Regions from separate parts of the Homo sapiens genome. Here region 1 is linked to region 2. Evidence: chromatin contacts called from ENCODE Hi-C or POLR2A ChIA-PET data. All regions are on one chromosome and are shown on one strand. The core of a region is the stretch at or near the end of the contact, and the rest is flanking DNA. Distances in the headings are between cores, read along the strand shown. Region 1 overlaps ATG13 (autophagy related 13). Region 2 overlaps CKAP5 (cytoskeleton associated protein 5).

Evidence for each region. A loop is a pair of places that touch in the nucleus more often than their neighbours do. ChIA-PET counts read pairs that join two places held with the same protein, here RNA polymerase II (POLR2A). Pooled maps may share reads with other maps.
Region 1: a loop to region 2 is called in a pooled map, with 3 times the contacts of the local background. The contact joins two enhancer-like sites. A Hi-C loop is called at or near these places in 3 of 50 pooled maps. POLR2A ChIA-PET finds 5 or more read pairs at or near these places in 3 of 52 experiments (A673, AG04450 and PC-9).

Annotation. Positions count from the first base shown.
Region 1 is chr11:46,647,251-46,651,029 of GRCh38, reverse strand. ATG13 (autophagy related 13) reads right to left here. Exons shown (of 19, transcript NM_001346311.2): 6 at 1,847-1,893; 7 at 713-853. Among named protein-coding and RNA genes, the nearest start is that of ATG13, 32 kb to the right of the region's middle. Within about 2 kb of position 1,714, at least 14 of the 41 ENCODE cell types and tissues checked have a DNase peak (open chromatin) inside an H3K27ac peak, as active enhancers do.
Region 2 is chr11:46,824,073-46,828,312 of GRCh38, reverse strand. The region is part of intron 1 of CKAP5 (cytoskeleton associated protein 5); the gene reads left to right. Among named protein-coding and RNA genes, the nearest start is that of CKAP5, 20 kb to the left of the region's middle. RefSeq lists enhancers at 1,025-1,575, 1,576-2,128. Within about 2 kb of position 1,457, at least 24 of the 41 ENCODE cell types and tissues checked have a DNase peak (open chromatin) inside an H3K27ac peak, as active enhancers do.

The DNA of each region.
Region 1 (3,779 bases), core at 465-2,964, 180 kb after region 2:
CAGACAACTAATTAAAAACTTAAACTGAGTTAACAGTTTGTTAGACAAAGTTTTAATTTAACCCTGGAATACAGAAAACTGTGGAATCTTCCCAGTATAGACTGTTTTTCAAAGTCTTGACTTCCAGGCCGGGTGCCGTGGCTCACACCTATAATCCCAGCACTTTGGGAGGCTGAGGCAGGCAGATCACAAGGTCAGGAGCTCGAGACCAGCCTGGCCAATATGGTGAAACCCTGTCTCTACTAAAAATACAAAAATTAGCTGAGCATGGTGGCGGGTGCCTGTAGTCCCATCTACTCGGGAGGCTAAGGCAGGAGAATCACTTGAACCCGGGAGGCAGAGGCTGCAATGGGCCAAGATCGCGCCATTGCACTCTAACCTGGGCGATGGAGCGAGACTCCGTCTCTAAATAAATAAATAAATAAAACTCTTGACTTCCTTCCCTAGCTCTAAGATGTTTATCACTAGGACCTCAACATCCATTCCACAGGAATCACGATTGTGCATATAGAAAAGGATAATAAACCTGGTGGCTTTGGAAGGGTGAGGTTCATAAGGCAGGCTGGATAGTGATCACATGAAAGCGACAGCATCAATAATCCAACAAACCAACCAACTGTCCAAAACATCATCACAGAACATCTAAATGCCAGACAATGTACAAAGTGAGGGGGTTGATGAGTGAATCAAGATGACCATCTATGCTGTTTACCTGTATAATATGACATATTCATGCCCTTGTTTCCTGGAGAGCCTATAGGCTGGTGTCACCCTAGTTATAGCAAGAAGGGACTTCAGCAGCAATGACAGTCTGTTGTACACCGTGTAGGAAACTTTGATTTCTTTATCACACCTGCCAGGCACAAAGATATGGTCAGCATTCTTCTATTTAGCGCTGGAGCTACACAAGACCAAATTTATTATTAAGACATGTTCTGACTAACCAGAGAACTCTAATTACACCTTTATCAACAGATTACTGAGGTAAGCCAATGTTTTACTTTCTCATGTACTAGACACAGGCAAATGAGCACCAAAAGGCACCCAATATATTTTTTCTAGCTTCAAAGTGGTTATTTTTTTTTTAGAAATAAAGCAGCACATCTGAAAACATATAAATAAATAAATACTGCAATTATATACACTGAAGGTGCAAACATGTACTATCCTATGAGCTGTCTATCTCGATAATCTAACAGAAGTCTGCAGAAAAGTCAGCTTGGCTCTAAAATTTTGGGTCATAACCTGGCAATTGCATTTATTCAATAAAGAAAATTAATGTCCACCACATATACTTATCACTAAGATTTTTCTTTTGATGTGTTGATGTTTCCTCAATTTTCCTATATACTCTTGTTGAAAACTGAAGCTTCAGGCAAGAGATAAGCTAATCTGCCTTGAAAGAAGAAAATGGGGAAAGGAAATAACATGCATTTCCAATCCATGACCCATACAGTCTGTAAAAAGGAGCAGGGAGGGGAAATCTTATTGGATGGCTGCCACACAGAAAACAGACAAAACAGAGTAGTCATATTACAAGAGCTCGCAAGGGATTTAATCAGAGAACTAGCTGTACTCTGGGAAAACAACAAAGCCTTTTCAGCTTTTTCTGCTGCTCCTTTCCCTGTAGTATCTGAGTCTCTCTGGACTGATGTTCCCTCTGAAGGTCATCTCTGTGTCCAGGCTGGAAGCCAAGGATGAAGCAAATTGTAGCAAAGACCTATTGGCTTTGTTAAGTGGTCAGAATGCCCTCCCTGACTCTGAAAACAAAGCCCTGCTTTTCACATGATGTCATCTACTTTATCCTCAGCAACCACAACCAAGGACCCTAAGACGCAGCACTTACTTTTCATTCATTTCAAGACACCATATTTCCAGCTCCATGGAATCTCCCTGTAGAAAGGACAAATTTAAAATATTTGTTTAAAAAATTTTTAATTTCAAAGCATTACAGTCACTATAAAAATATTAAAAGGTATAGATAAGCAAAAAAAAAAGAATAGATATCAACTTATAATCGAACAAGCCTCTTCTCTAAATAAAAGGGCAATCACAGTCTATATGCTATTTTGATGACTTGTTTTTTCTTAATAAATACGTCATGGAATTTTCCTTATAATTAAAAATTCTAAATCATTTAAAATGGTTCCACAGTATCCCACCATATGACTATCATTTTATCCAACCAGTCCTCCAATTCTTGGACATAAAGGTTGTTTCTCTCTCTCTCTTTTTTTTTTTTTTTTTTTTTTAAAGACAGAGTCTCACTCTGTCGCCCAGGCTGGAGTGCAGTGGTGCAATCTGGGCTCACTGCAAGCTCCGCCTCCCGGGTTCACGCCATTCTCCTGTCTCAGCCTCCTAAATAGCTGGGACTACAGGCGCCTGCCATCACAGCCAGCTAATTTTTTGTATTTTTAGTAGAGACGGGGTTTCACATGTTAGCCAGGATGATCTGGATCTCCTGACCTGGTGATCTGCCTGCCTTGGCCTCCCAAAGTGCTGGGATTACAGGCGTAAGCCACTGCGCCCGGCCAAGGTTGTTTCTTTATTCTTTTTTGGGGGTATCTTCATCTTAGTGTGAACATAAAGGTTGTTTCTAATTTTCATTACTGCAAAAATTGTGATAAACAACCTTGAGACTAAAACTTCTCCCACAAACTCAATTAATTTCTTTGGGAAAATTTTCAGAATTACAATTGCTGGGCCAGGCATGGTGGCTCACGCCTGTAATCCCAGCACTTTGGGAGTTGTACTAAAAATACAAAAATTAGCTGGGCGTGGTAGCGGGTGCCTGTAGTCCCAGCTACTCAGGAAGCTGAGACAAGAGAATCGCTTGAACCCAGGAGGGGAAGGTTGCAGTGAGCCAAGATCGTGCCACTGCACTCCAGCCTGGGCAACAGAGCAGGAAAAAAAAGTGCTGGGGGGGGTGGGGTTAAGTAATTTGGCTAAAGTCACTCAGCTGGGATTGAACTTGGCTCTGTGTAGCTCCAAATTCTATTTACCTTTCATTATACCATACAGCCTTATAATCTATCAGTGAAAATACATTGAAACAGTATCTGCATCAATCCTAATGTGAAATAAGGCAAGCAAAAACATTTTTTAAAACTCACAATACAGGCTGGGCAAAGTGGCTCACTCCTATAATCCCGGCACTTTTGGAGTGTGAGGCAGGAGGATCAGTTGAGGCCAGGAGTTTGAAGCTGCAGTGAGCTATAAGCAGAACTGCACTCCAGCCTGGGCAGTACAGGGAGACCCTGTCTCTACAAAATTTTTTTTTTTTTTTAAACATTAGCCATGTGTGGTGGTGCAGCATATACTCCCAGCTACTTGGAAAGGCTGAGGTGGGAGGATCCCCTGAACCTAGGAATTTGAGGCTGCAGTGAGCCATGACTGCGCCACTGCACTCCAGCCTGGGTGACAGAGTGAGACCCAGTCTCAGAACAATAGCAGGCTGGGCATGGTGGCTCAGGTCTGTAATCTTAGCACTTTGGGAGGCCCACGCAGGTGGATCACCTGAAGTCAGGAGTTCGAGACCAGCCTGGCCAACATGGTGAAACCTCGTCTCTACAAAAAATACAAAAAATAGCCAGGCATGGTGGCACGCACCTGTAATCCCAGCTACTCGGGAGGCTGAGGCACGAGAATCGCTTGAACCTGGGAGGCGGAGGTTGCAGTGAGCTGAGATCATGCCACTGCGCTCCAACCTACGCGACTCTGTCTCAAAAAAAAAAAACAAAAAAAAAAAACAAAAAAAACAAAAACCCAAAAAGCAACCA
Region 2 (4,240 bases), core at 208-2,707:
TTTAATCTGAATCCATTTTTTACTTGGCAACTTTATTTATTTATCTACCCCGCCCCCACCCAAGTAAGGAAAAGATACTTGGCAACTTTAGCTTAGGGTTCTCTAAAACCTTCAGAATAAGAGTAACCTGAGTCTGCTCCCTGGTGGAGCAATCTTCATAACTGTTCTTTGGATTCTTAAATTTCTGCTTTATTCCTGTTGTGGATAGGAGAAATTGGGTTACTTACAAATGGTCTTTAAGCTTACTACATTGATTCCTGTACTGATCTGATGATGGCCCAAGGCTTTAAGGAGGTGTGTTGATTCATCTAAATTAGGTGGAGTAATATGGACTTAAAAAAAGCACATATCTTTCCTGTTGGTATGATGGGAGACACAAAATGCAGTCAAACCTTGTAAACTAGGATTCAGGACAAACTCCTCCTACAAAAAGAAAATTAAAACTAGTTGCTAACCTTTGGAGATCTCAGAGACTAGGACTTAACTCCTTGAAATATTAATGCCGTTTCTACTACAATTTTCTTAAGAACTCTTCATATTAAATTAGATGATTGCACATTACAATTGTATTGGCATGCAAGATTACTTACATAGACTTGTACATTTATTTACGTTGACTTTTAGGTCAATTTTTGAAAGATCACATTTTACACACAAGATGGGGAAGGTTATTTTTCTTTTTTTCTTTTATAGAGGTATGGTTTTGGTTAGTTGTTCAGGGTGGAGTGCTGTGGTGCAGTCTGGCTCACTGCAGCCTAGTCCTGGGCTCAGGATCCTCCCACCTCAGCCTCCGGAGTAGCTGGGACTAGTCTTGTACCACCATGCCCAGCTAATTTTTTATTTTTTGTAGAGATGGGGTCTCACTTTGTTGCCCAGGCTGGTATTTTTCTATTTCACCTTCTATTACCTTCCTGCCCATCTTGTATCATTGTCCAGGATTCCTCCAGTTTTGTAAAGAACGAATTCCGTGAAAAGGTGAGGTGGAGCATTGTAGGATCTTTTCCAGGCCTTTGAGTTGCCATTTGAAGAACTGCTCGAGTCCAAAGGAGGTTAATGAAGTAAGCAGCTTACATATAATGAGGGGCTATGTATCTACCTTGATGCTTTGGCTGTTACCTGCAGTAATTTTTTTCACCCTTGGAGGAGGGATTAGGATTGTGATAGTGGGAACTGGTCATCTCCTTTGTTTCTGGAATATTACGTGTAATACTACCAAAAAAAGAGGTCCACCCAACTGCAGTAGTCTTCCTAGTTGGTCCATCATTTGCCTCTTGCCTGGGAAAGCCTAGGACCTAGAAGCAGCGCCTGAGGCCTGCAAACCTCTGGGCGAAGATACACTGCGGCCCCTTTAAGCTTTCAGAGTGTGCGGAGAGGGGAGCTGAGGGTGGGGCGGGCACTCTGACAGTGGCGCTCCGGGCCCCGCCCTCGGAGGAGGCGTTTCCCAGCGGACCGCAGCACCAATGCTGCTGCCGCCGCCGCCGCCGCCTGCCGGGTATTCCTGCTGATCCTGCTCGGACCTTAGCTTCCCTGACCTCTCCCTGCCCGGGGAGCGTAAGTGTCAAACCACGGGCAAAGGGCAAGCATCCCGCGACCGTGCTGCAAGTCCTGGTGGACAGTACTGGGGACTTTGCTGGCCTATCAGAGGCTAAGGCGGCGAAAGAGCGTAAACAATGCCGGCTCCAGTGAGCTAAAGCCAGGGTATCTGCTCTACTTCTGGGTGGTGACAGCAGCCGTAGGGTGCTTGTTTGGGCATGCAGTGGGTGAGCAGTGCCCACGACCTGGCTTTGCCCCCACCTGGTTCTTACTTGGGGTGAGGAGAGGGTTGCTTTTACCAGAGTATAACCCATTTGAGCTGAATGGGTGGAGCTGAATCTCTCTCTCTGGGCCTTGGATCCTTACCCTGGTATTTGAAGACCTTGGTAGCTTTGGGATGAGTAAGCATTAGGTTTTCAGCTACCTTGGTACAGTCGAGCAGTAACTCCAAGTTGTCCTAATTCACAGCCAGGTTTAGCTGTCTCTCCAGAGGCCTGTGTTGGTGGTATCCCGTACCCCTTTTGGATATGTTGACAGTGAACATCTCTTAGGAAGAGTCCAGTTAACCTTTCCTCCTGATATAAAGAGCACAATGTGAAAGAGACAGCTCTTTACCCCTCTCCATCTCTGAAGGAATTTGTGGGACGCCACTGTCCCAAGATTAGGAAAGCAAACACACCAAAGTTTGAGATAATCTGCTAGAAAACTGTTCAGATTTCTGGCCGCCTGGTAATGCAGAATACTCCGGCAAGAGGATAACACTTGTCCTTGTTAATGGGAAATACCTGGAGACAGTGAGTTTTTTTTTTAATTTGAGGGAAAGTGTTGTCATTTTTGCCACCTGCTACTCAGAGATGGGATTTTGTCAGATTTTGGTTAAATAATAAAAATCTTAAGTTTTCTATGACAGTTACATAGTTGTTGTGTTTCTTTAATCCAGTTGTCCTTCCTAGACATGGTTTGAGTAGATTTCTGGGCATGTGTATGCATTGCTTTTTTAAAAAAATAATTTCTTTTTTTTTTTTTATGAGCCTATCATCACACTCAGTGGTCATTCAAATGGGTTGCTTTTTGATGGAGCAGAAGTTTTTCTCAAACTTCTGTTAAAATCATTCTGTGCTTCTGCAATAGCATCTCCTTAGCCAGAGGTGAGAGTCCAGGAATGGTAATCAAATTCAGATCTCTTGTATTGTGATAGTGAAGAGCTTTTGTAGGTCAAGAGCTTGGGAATTTGCCATAAAAAAGTCATACTGCCAGTGGTTTTTCTCTAAGTAGAAGAGAAAATAATCTGTACAGTAGCTCTGTAATTACTCTTATAGACTATCAAAATACAGGAATTTAAACTAAAAAGACACCACACTTGGGCCCATGGGTTGTAGGGAAGAGAGACAGACTGAGAAGTAGGAGACATAGGTTCTAGGCCCAGCTCTAGTATTACTCATGACTTAATCTCTCTGTCCCTTTTAAATGGTTGGTTAATGAGAAAATGCACAGATTTTGGGGTCTCTTTTATGATGGGATATAGTGCATATTTAATAGGAAATTTGTTATTTATTTGAACACTAAACTGAAAAATCAGACAATTTGGAATTTATTCTAAGTTCTGCCTTCATGTATAACCTTGAAAACATTTCTTAACCTCTAGTCTAAAAATAAACAATTATGCCTAAACCTTTTCAGCAATAGCATGGACTATATGGTATTTGAGCTCTTAGGAAGACATTTTTAGATCAGTGGTATATGATTATAATATATCTGTAAAACATACTTACTTTAGCTGACCTACTTGTCTTTGCCTCAGTTTTAGACTGGGATAAAATCTGAGAGCTCTGAATAATTGAAATTTCTGAATATGTGTCTTTACTAGGGACTAGATCAAATAAACCACAGCAAGCATTATGTATAGTTCAAATTAATCTTCTTAATGCTTCTCTTTGTTGGCAATTTTATTTGCTCTTTAGGCATCAAACTCTACTGTGTAGCAAAAACTTGGTTCTTATATCTGTTTATAAAATCCAGATCAGTCTGCTCATCCCTATATGATACTTTTAACTTTTTGAGAAACTTCCAAATGGTTTTACACAGCAGCTAGACCATTTTGCATTCACAGCAGCTGGACCATTTGGCATTCAACTTAAAAAATACAGAGGTATAATAATTTTTATTGTATTTTACAGACATACTAGTATTCAGTTGGTGGGGGTGGTAGGGGGAAGACTGGTCCTGAGTTTGAAAAGCACAGTTTGATGAACATGTGAACTGTTTCCAGCTTTTGACTACTATGAACAACATTGCTATGACTATCCCTATATAGGTCTTCTGGTGTAATTTGCATCAGTTTCTAGGCTATACACCTAGGAATGGAGTTGCTGGGTGGTAGGGCATGTGTATCTGATAATGCCATACTGTTTTCCAGACTGTTAAACTATTCTGTCTCCCATCATTGGTGTATTTGAGTTCCTGCAGATTCTCCTGACTCCTTTAAATTACACTGCTGCTGTTTCATGGCAATCCTAGGGATTTTGAAGAAAAATCTTAATGAAAGTTCCACATATCCTAATAAACTTTTACAATTCCATCTTTCTCTGGGACATTTTCTTCTTTGCCATGGGAGGGAACAAAATGTAAAGGAAGAAGCATAGACTATGAATCTTAGTTTAATTTCATTGCTTACCAGTTTTGTTGTTTTGGCAGGTTACTTAATATT